2 separate regions of the Homo sapiens genome follow, and region 2 is linked to region 1. A link is a contact called in ENCODE Hi-C or POLR2A ChIA-PET data. All regions are on one chromosome and are shown on one strand. Each heading gives the region's core, a stretch centred on a gene start or an enhancer-like site at or near the end of the contact. The rest is flanking DNA. Distances are from core to core; before and after follow the strand shown. Region 1 overlaps LOC105373896 (a long non-coding RNA gene). Region 2 overlaps LOC107985990 (a long non-coding RNA gene).

Region 1 (5,141 bases), core at 1,566-4,065:
ACTTTGCTGGTTGCATTAAAATTCTGATAATGTGAGATTTATCTGCTAACAGCAAGCATTGCCCCTAGCTAATACACTGTCTTATTCCATAAATAATTCTATTATTTTACAAAAAGTATGTTTTCTAAAGTTTGTATAGCTATTGTTCTTTAGGTTAAAGAAGTTTCTTTCTGTTCCTGATTTTCTAAGAATTCTTAATATAAATGCATGTTGAACTTTTCCAAAAGGTTTTTCTTTCTGTAGCAGCTAATGTAATTGCATATACAGATTTTCCATGGTTAAACTACCCCAATATTTCTCAAATAAACCCTATTTGTTTTACCTATAATGCTGAATTTGGTTTTTGTGATTTTTGTATCTATATTCATAATTAATACTGTCCTATACTATAATTTTACTTTCTTTTACTATTCCTCTCTGATGTTTGTGTAAATGCCATATTATAAAATGAGTTATCTTTCAATGGAGTTAGTCTGCCAAATATATCAAGTCACATGTAGATTTAGAGAGAAACTCATCCATAAGATTTGCATTCTGAATAGATGCCATTTCTGAGTTCCTTGCTCCCTTTTTCTCGGGCTGCCCCATGGACCCTTCTTAAGGAGTCCAAATAGATCTCTTAAAAGAGTGGCATACAAGGCTTGCTTATTTCTTGGATAAGAGAGATAGAAGGCGATCTATTTGGACTCTTTCTCTGACTTACTGAGCTTACTTTGCTAAATTTTAGGCTCAGCTTTATGTGTTTATCTCTTTTTTGGCTTCAAACAAGAGATCGTCCTACATCTAGCCTCAGCACCACAAAAGTGACAACCTTGGAGCAAATGAGAGGGACTAATGTTGCAATCAAACAAGATTATTTGATGTTTGCCTAATCCCTGGCAAATCGTCACCTCTGTAGCTTTGCACACATTGTTCCATCTACCTGGAATGGGCTTCTTTCTCATCCCTGCATTTCTAAATCCTGTTATTTTTCAAGGCTTCACTCAAATGCTATGTCTTCCATGAAACCTTTCCTCATAACCCCTATATCACTTTGGATTTTTCTTAGTGCATTTTTTTCTTTACTATTTAATTAATTATTGCTGCAAAACATTACTCCAAACCTTACTAGTTTAAATGACAAAAACATTTATCATCTCACAGTTTCTATCAGTCAGGAACTCAGGAGTGGTTTTGTCCTTCTGTTTCAGGGTCTCTCCTGGAGTTTCAGTCAAGAAGTCAGCTTGACTGGCTCTGGAATATTGGCTTCCACACTGGCTCCTTGCATGGCTGGCAGGCTGATGCTGGCTACTGATGGCAGGCCTCAGTTTCTCTCTACACAACCCATGGCTGCTTGGATGTCTTCCCATGCAACTGGCTTCCTCCAGAGCAGGTGATTCAAGAAAGAGCAAGGCAGAACCTAGAATATTTTTTATGACTAAATCTCAGAAGTCACTCCCTGTCATTTTGTTGGTATTTTATTGGTAACACAGGCAGCCACAATTCAGCACAGGAGGGGACTACACAAAGGGGTAAAAACCAGGGGGCAATCGTTGAGGGTCATCTTGAAAGCTGAGTACTGCACTTACTCTTTTGCATTGTGATTAGTTTTGTTTAATGTCATACCATCCTGAGAGGGAAAATTCATTCTGGGGTTCTCTTTTTCATCTTTTTATCTTCTACATAATCAGCATGTGGTAAATATATGATGCATGTTTCATGAGAGAACAAATAAACAACGATAAGAAATTCAGGTGGCATCATAGAGACTATTAGTCCTTTCATTTAATGATACCATCCAGACAGACAAATGTTAGTCATAGTTTTTGGAACAGGAACAGAAGTGGCTGTCTGGAAACTACTGTAACTGCAAAAAAAAAAAAAAAAAAAAAAAGTGACCTATGTTTGCCATTTGCTTTTGCCTTAATATATTTTATATACATCATTCAAAAATATGTGTATTTAGGAGAAGGGGCTCAGTCTTTAATATACGGCACACTTAGAAATGTTTCAATCATATGGTGGTATCTGCCATCACAGAACAAAATACTTTATGGAAAAGATTGATGTTACTTTAGTTTAAGGTGTCACACTTTTATTGTGCACTCATTTTAGGCCATTTTATGTTTGGTAAAAAATGGGACAAAACAAAAAAACAAAACTAACTCTAAAACATTAAGTCATTCTTCTTGCTGTAAAGAAATTCACAATACATGCCAGCACTTATAAAATGAAAATGATGCAGAATTTATAGAGTTAAGTTACAGAAGGAAGGCACTGAGATTTTCATACATTCAATTATCTAGAAAAGCAAATCAATTTTGTTTTTGTTAATAGCAATGAAATATGCATGCCACTCTTTTAATTAAAGCCGTTGAGAACACATGTGTTCATTTTATGCCTATAGATTTCCTCTGGGAACAGGTCAAGCTCTATGATAAAGCATAGTGAAAATAATTTATATGTAAAACAATAAACTCAATTCACTAACCTAGAATGTTTCAAATGAGGTGTTTTCAGATCACCCATCTCAGGATCTCTCTGGGAAAGGGTGGTATTAGCTAAATTGTTGATGACTAGGATTCACCTGAAATCTACAAATAAATTGCCCTAGGGGGAGGCCAGGAAATGTTTAATAAATGACTCAGGTAATTTGTGTACACACTAATTTTGGAAACCAGTTATCTAACAGCAAAAGTCAGTGTACAATAAATGGTAAAGGACAAACTTCAGAAATGCAATCCTGAACCCAAAAGAAAGAAAAAAGGCAGCTCTCTGCACCTCTCTCTGTGACCTGCCAAGTGTCTGGAGATTGTGAACAACTTCCAATACACTTTCTGTTAGACAATGATATCACAATTCATATCAGAATTCTTTCTAAGTCTAGCAGTCCTGACCTGAGACGAGAATAATAATGCATATAACCACAAAATGAGTCAGTACATTTCTGCTTAGCCTGGGACAAAAAAAAAGAAAAAAGAAGAGGAGTTTTCCTGAGTTTTTTTTTTTTTTTTTTTTTTTTTTTTTTTTTTTTTTGAGACAGAGTCTCACTCTGTCACCAGGCTGGAGTGCAGTGGCACAGTCTCAGCTCACTGCAACCTTCACCTTCCGGGTTCAAGCGATTCTCCTGCCTCAGCCTTCCGAGTAGCTGAGACTATAGGCTTGTGCCACCATGCCCAGCTAATTTTTGTATTTTTAGTAGAGATGGGATTTTACCATGTTGGCCAGGATGGTCTTGATCTCTTGACCTCGTGGTCCACCTACCTTGGCCTGACTTTTTTTCCTTCTGTGATTTTGCAGAATTAACTGCTGCAACAAGTGTGAATTTGGAGCTGGGGCCAATAGTTTCATCTATTGAGGAAATATCTCTCATTCTCATTTTCTTCAAACACCTAGAGGGGAGGAGGTAGAAAAAATATTAAAAGCCAAAAAAATGAAAGGAAGCAAAAGACACAGAGACTAGTGCCATGAAGCAATTTGTACATACTCCCTATACAAACAATGGTGAAGCCGACCAAATTCATCCAGGTCTCTTTTCCATACCTCACATGTTTTATTCTATTAGGTTTGTGCAAAACTAATTGTGGTTTTTGCCATTGAAAGTAATTGCAAAAACCTCAATTGCTTTTGTACCAACCTAGCATTCTGAGACGTGGTAGAGGAGAACTAAAGGGACCGTGGTCATCCACTCTCCTACCCATAAGATATTCCTCATAAGAAGAGGTGCACAATCAGAAAAGAATACTGAGCATGTTTTCCCCTGAAAATGGAAACAATGCTTCTGGTTGGTCAAAGTACCATCTTGTTTAATTTCATTGAACAATTAATATATGTTCATACAGGTTATAAAGGCATTAGAAGCAACATTGAGGGAAAACAAACTTTACATGTTTTTTGCTTAATTAATGTTAACATTTCCACCATCTTCCTCTTAATTTCACTTCAGTAACTACTGAAGAGTTCTACTTTAAATCAGGATAAATAAAGGCTAACCCATGAAACACATTCACCCCCCAATCTTGGTGACTTAAGAACGGTTTGATTTTCTCATATCAGGGTCCATACAGGGATACGGGTGTGTAGCATGTCTCTATTTCCAGGTTTCCATGATTTTCGAAGGAGTACAAAGGAAACATGAGGAAACATACACTGCCTCATCAAGTGTCCACCCAAAAATGAAATGTATTTTGTAGGCCAAAGTAAGTCATATGGCCGCATCTAGCTGCAAGAAGTGGGAAGCACAAGCCAGCTATATTCCAAAAGGAAGAAAGTGAGAAATATTTGGCAACCAACACTAACAACTACCACAAGTCTCAATCAAACCTAACGTCCACATTTACCAAGAAAGTGTAGTCCCAACTTGAAACATTTTTAATTGAACTTTTTTCCTACTTTTAATTTTCCTTAGATGGTAAATAGCATCTACTCAAATTCACTTAATATATATTCAGACATCCTATAGTTCTTATCCTATTTGGTTCACCTTATTTAAGGTGATGTGTGTCAATACCTCCTCCTACTACTATTGTGATTTTGCTACATTTTTTGCTTTCATTTTTCTCTTGATAAATATGTGTGTGTGTGTGTGTGTGTGTGTGTGTGTGTATAGGTAAATTAAAATACTGAATTGTTTGTCCTGTAATGGTTCATAGTTATTACAGCTTTGTTTATGAATTGTGCCCTCATTATAGGGCAGGAGTTAGTCATGTGAAGAAATGTGTATAGAGTAATAACATTCCAGCACCTATGAAGGGGTACAGATAGAGTATAGAATAAAGAGGTACCTTCTAGATAGTAGAAAACCTGCATTCAAGCACGTTAAGAGAACAGGGAGCTTGCACTAAGAATTACAAGAAGTAGTTGCTTCCTTTTGGAGCAACAGTATCAGGCAAGGAATTGTGAGAAACGGGAACTGGAGAGTTAGACAGGGTCTGGGTGATATATCATTTTTATCTTTCTTATTCCTGGGATGATTATGCTGAAGCAAAATTAAGTACAATAACTCTCAACAAAAATGTTTGAGAATGATGTGATCATTAAAGTCATCTCATACTTAAACAAACATGTTCAATCAAAATGACTTGAATCTCAGTTATAGAGTCACTGAAATTGCGGAAATTAGTTTTGGCATGGAGTTACGTTACCACAGAAACACCATGATC
Region 2 (5,141 bases), core at 1,230-3,729, 35 kb after region 1:
AGTGAACATTTGCATATGTAAAAGTCCCTAAGGTTTTTTAAAATAAGCTTCCTGTATAGAAATTTTAAAAATATATTAAATCCCTATTCTGTTTCTGAATTCATCAAATATGTAATTCCATATACTACTACAAATAATATATGACCTTGTAACTTTATAAGGAGACAATGAGAAAATGCTTTCAAAAATAATGATAGCCTTTCTTTTTCCAATCCAGGTGCTTGTTTCTTTTTAGTGGCAGTTAAAATTATTTAAATAACTGGATATTTTTTCTATGTGAAACTACTAATTGATTTGTGTGATTTTCAAATAGTTACTATTCTTTTACAAATGAAAGGGTTTATTTTTAATTAACATCAGAGAAATAATTATGACTCTATCATCTACAGAGGAAGGAAACAATTGTATAGCCGCATAACAAATGCATTCATTAAAAGTATTTTGTGGAGGGGGGAGTTTTAACCTTGGAACAAGATTACCAGTTTTCAAATATGATGCAATGAATATGACTTTTTACTTTTTTTAAGCAAAATTTTTATTTGGCAGTAAGGGAAAACCAGATTAATTTTTGTTAATTGCATGTGGTTATGAACATCTATGATTAATCATTTCAAGTTTATTAAGATGAACACATTGGAATTATCTTTAAACAAATGTAATGATTTTTGTGAAAATATACTGTTCAGATAACCTAAAATCAAAGGACCAGCATAGGAAAAAAAGAAGAAATGAGGGAAGGGAAAGGGAAAGGAAAAGGGAAAGGGAAAGGGAAATGGAAAGGAAAAGGGAAAGGAAGGGAAGGGAAGGGAAGGAGGGAAGGAAGGGAGAGGGAAAGAGGGCTGCTATTTAAGAATTTAGGAGTAATAAGAGGAATCCAAAGTAAAAACTTTGTAATAGCTCCTTGGGCAATATATTTTCCTGAATATAGATCTAAGGTTTGAACTATAAATTACAGAGTATTTGAACTGAGTGATATAAAGTCTGCTAAATGGTACCTGATTCCCAAATATCTAGGCATCTGATACTAAAATTAGTTTCTTAAAATATTTGCATAAAATAACAACGGTAGCTAATATTTATTAAGCACTTGTCATATGGCAAGCATTGTTTTAATTTCTTTATTTGTATCATCTTCTTTCAATCACTTAAGCACCCTATGAGATGGTTGATATTATTACCTCCATTTCACAGATAAGAAAACTGAGGAAAATTAAGTAATTTGCACACATTTTGTACAGTTAGAAAATGGTAACTGGAGGTCTAATTCCCAAACTCACATCATTAACCATTATTTTAGTCCACATGAAAGTGAACATTTTATTCTGAAATGATCGTTAACTTTTTTTAATCTTAGAAGACCAAAGTTATACACCTCTCCTGCCACAGGGAGTCAAGGGATGCTTGGAACAGACATAGCCATCTTCCCAAATACATATGGTCTCATTTTTCCGCCACTTTCTCTAAAATTGTTTAAATAGTCATCTTAATAAACTCCATGTCAGCATATGGCCTGGCCAATAGTTATTAAGGTATCATTTTGGACAAAAGCTTTGAGCTCGGGAAGATAAAATATTCCTGCTGTTACTTCTCCACTCTCCTACCCTAACCAGCTACATTTCTGAAGTTCAGGTACATCCTCACCAATGCATTCATTTAAGTTCCAAATATTTAATCATTTACTCCAGGAAGACAAAACACGGAGGACCCTGAAGAGATGTGTTTTAGAAGCCTTGGTGCTGCCTATGGTCTAAGTGAAATTACTTTGGCTTCCAAGTTACTGAGCTCAGTGTAAAACGACATGCAGATCCGAATGCTTCTTTGATATTTTTGATGTGAAAAGAAGCTCTCAGCATTGCTCCCTTTATGTTCACTCGTAATGCTGAAAAGATTTTGCAGATTTTATGGAATTCCCACTGAGAGAGATGAAATGCTCCCTTTAGACGGCCCACGTTTTAATGATTGAATAGGCACTCAGCACATTGTAGTTGCTCAATAAAGGCTTGTTGAAAGGAATTAAGTTTTATCAATGGCTTGATTCCAAGAAAAGCATCTGTTAGGATGATGCAAGTTCAAATTTGGATGCTCCTTGTGTGGCTTATTTAGGCCAGGTGTTCAGTAAAGAGACTTTGAACTGAAATGTTAAAATAAAGAAAGGTGGAAGCATTTTAAAGGTAAATCAAGCATAGTGATACCTTACCTTTTTATCACAGTTGCCAGTTTTTTATCATCCTATGAGGCAGGCAGAAAATATTGTCTCAATTTGGCAGGTTAAGACAATTGAGACTAGGAGCAGCAGGAGTTGCATCTGCAAGATTAGTTGGTGCATGATAACACTGAGACCAGAGTGGAGGAGATTTAACTCCAGGCAACCACGCCACACTGCCACTCAAAAGAAAGCTCTCCTGAAACCAGACAGCATTGTTTCTGTGCCAGATCTATTTACTCTACCTCCACCCGAACTTTCCTTCCCACAAGACTTAATTACTCATTGCTAGTACCATGCACATTCAACAGTCATGTGTATGGTATTCATTAAGAGAGAAAAATAACATAAAATAGCTCAGCTATGTATCTGCTTTCCCCCAGGAAGAGTGAAATGACTCCCACAGACAGTGGTGGAGCCTTAGGGTGCAGATGATGGAGAGGAATGAGAAGGGAAGAGGAGGCGGGAAGGCTGGTCTCAGTGGGTGGGGCGGATATTTACATGAGCTCCTCGCCTCACTCCATCAACTTTATGACTCACCAGTGCACAGCAATTACTCCTCCTTCTCTAATATTTCCCTTGGACAAGCTGTCTCATTGTGCTGCTGATGTTCATAAGGTTTGGGGGAGATGAGTGTCCCTGAAGATTAGATACATTTTTGTTAGCAAGGAATCCATCTTGCATAATTCTTACAGTGCAAATTAAACATAACTTTGAGTATCATAGCTGATACTTTTATTGCTGTGTGGTGGCTGAACTGCTGTTAGAAACACTGAATTTAACATTGTTCATTGTTCTGAGCCATGCAGGTGCTCTGCAGCGTGTGAATAAATGCCTAAGTTGTTTGTGGTTCAGCAACGAAATAATCTCAGGCTCTGACCCAAAATATACACAAACGTGAATTCTTTATTTTCCAAAATTTGTTTAGCTTTCATTTAGGAGATGAGGAGGGGAGGTATTAAAATGTGGGAATTTGGCTGCATGTGAAAATAAGGAACATTGAAAATGAAGTTAAGCATCTTCTGAAACTCTCAAACCTGTTTTGGATATCCAAATAAATGCAGCAAAAATAATTTATTGATTTAGAGAATTCTGGAAGACTCCAGGTTGATGGAGCACATGTTAATTATTAGATCTTTGTCTTCATAAGACTTTATTGATAACAGAACATCTAAGACAAGTTTCCTCACTGTCATTGGAGAAGACCCAAATTCTAGGAACTGGGCCTTATCCTCCAGAACTTAAAGAAAGATATCAGTGCTAAATAGCCACATTGAGTCTAGGAACACTTTAGTCATTAACTTATTTTTGGCTCCCCTCTGTGTAACGGCAACAACAGTCTTTTTAAGGGAAAAACATATTTTTGTAGGTAAAATAACTATGTACTGAAAGTATTATAATCATAAACTCCACATATCTGGGCTCTGAGTAAGTCTATTAGTCCATTTTCACACTGCTGATAAAGACGTACCTGAGACTAGGCAATTTACAAAAAAAGAGGTTTAACTGGACTCACAGTTCCATGTGGCTGGGGAGGCCTCACAATCATGGCAGAAGGCAAGGAGGAGCAAGTCACATCTTACATGGATGGCAGCTCACAAAGAGAGTTTGTGCACTAAAACTCCCCCTTATAATAACCACCAGATCTTGTGAGACTTACTATCAGGAGAAGAGCAGGGGAAAGACCTGCCCCCATGATTCAATTACCTCCCACCAGGCCCCTCCCACAACACGTGGTAATTCAATATGAGATTTGGGTGAGGACACAGCCAAACCTTATCAGTAAGCAAGTAAAACAGCATAGGATACTAAAAGGTAGTTAAGGTCAATGACTGGGGCTTAAAATGAACACCCATATTAGGCCAGCTTTGAATATCTTTTCAAAGAATAAGTGTCCGGAGGTGCTGTTTATCTGACCATCGAATTAGCCTAGATCACGCTGGTAACTGGTAACAAAGGAAAAAAATCACAGTGCAGCTACAGGGCTAGAGGGTGGAGGGGAGCCAGGGGAAAATAACCTGGCCAGACGGGAGAAAATAATACTGATTCATTTTTCTTAGGAGTAAATACATGTTGAGCACCTATTAATACAAGGTGTAAGCCCAGGCACTTCAGCACTTTGACTTAGACGTGTGTATTACCTTCACTGGATATAATATGCACCTGTAAATACTCTTAATGAATGGCAGAAAGTAATACATTGCGTAAAGGAGTGATAGCAAATGAGCTGTGTCAGCTGAAAGGAGTCTAAAATCACTCCAGAGATGACGAGCACGTGAGGCTTTTAAGCCAGAATTAAAGAAATGTGGGGCATGGGGTGGTGTCGGCCATTTCAGACAAGAGGAATATTATTTTAATAAATGTATAATAACACAAACAATATTAACAAAAGCACAAAATTGAAGAAGTATAAAATTGGCATATGAAATGACTTAGCTGGCTAAAAGGATAGAGTAAGGATTCAGGGTGAAAATTATGTAAGAATAAGTTGTTTGGGGTTCTTTCTTTACATAACTGTTGAAGGTTTTATGTGTCTACTGATCAAACAAGTTATACAGGGGCTGTATTTAGGATTAATATGACAGTTGTGTATATGTAAGGTACATTGATAAGGAGACCTGTAGAGAGAACATTGCTGTAGTTTAAATAAGAAGTAACAGGGCAAAAGCTTGCTTGTCCCAGGCACAGCAGAGAGACAATGATACCAGGAATTTGGGGTGAGTTCCCAGAGAGGCTAAAACATTAACAGAACTGGGAAATCAGAAAAAGGGGAAGCTTTGCAATGGAAAATGAATGAGCTCAGCTCCAGATAATGCCTTAGAGATCACGATTCAGATAATCTAACTCCAACAGGAGTTAGAAATCCAATCTTGAAACCCAGGAGAGAGACCAAGATGGTAAATATAGATTCGAGAGTCATCCGCTGCCTAGATGCAAT

What was found. A loop is a pair of places that touch in the nucleus more often than their neighbours do. ChIA-PET counts read pairs that join two places held with the same protein, here RNA polymerase II (POLR2A). Pooled maps may share reads with other maps.
Region 2: a map of PC-9 shows a loop between it and region 1 (6-fold over the local background). The contact joins two enhancer-like sites. A Hi-C loop is called at or near these places in 2 of 168 maps with a recorded cell type or tissue (PC-9 and heart right ventricle) and 1 of 50 pooled maps. POLR2A ChIA-PET finds 5 or more read pairs at or near these places in 1 of 52 experiments (HCT116).

The regions. Positions count from the first base shown.
Region 1 is chr2:220,809,561-220,814,701 of GRCh38, forward strand. The region is part of intron 3 of LOC105373896 (a long non-coding RNA gene); the gene reads left to right. Among named protein-coding and RNA genes, the nearest start is that of EPHA4, 760 kb to the right of the region's middle. Within about 2 kb of position 2,816, at least 3 of the 41 ENCODE cell types and tissues checked have a DNase peak (open chromatin) inside an H3K27ac peak, as active enhancers do; they include PC-9, where a contact is called at or near this core.
Region 2 is chr2:220,845,197-220,850,337 of GRCh38, forward strand. The region is part of intron 2 of LOC107985990 (a long non-coding RNA gene); the gene reads left to right. Among named protein-coding and RNA genes, the nearest start is that of EPHA4, 720 kb to the right of the region's middle. Within about 2 kb of position 2,480, at least 3 of the 41 ENCODE cell types and tissues checked have a DNase peak (open chromatin) inside an H3K27ac peak, as active enhancers do; they include PC-9, where a contact is called at or near this core.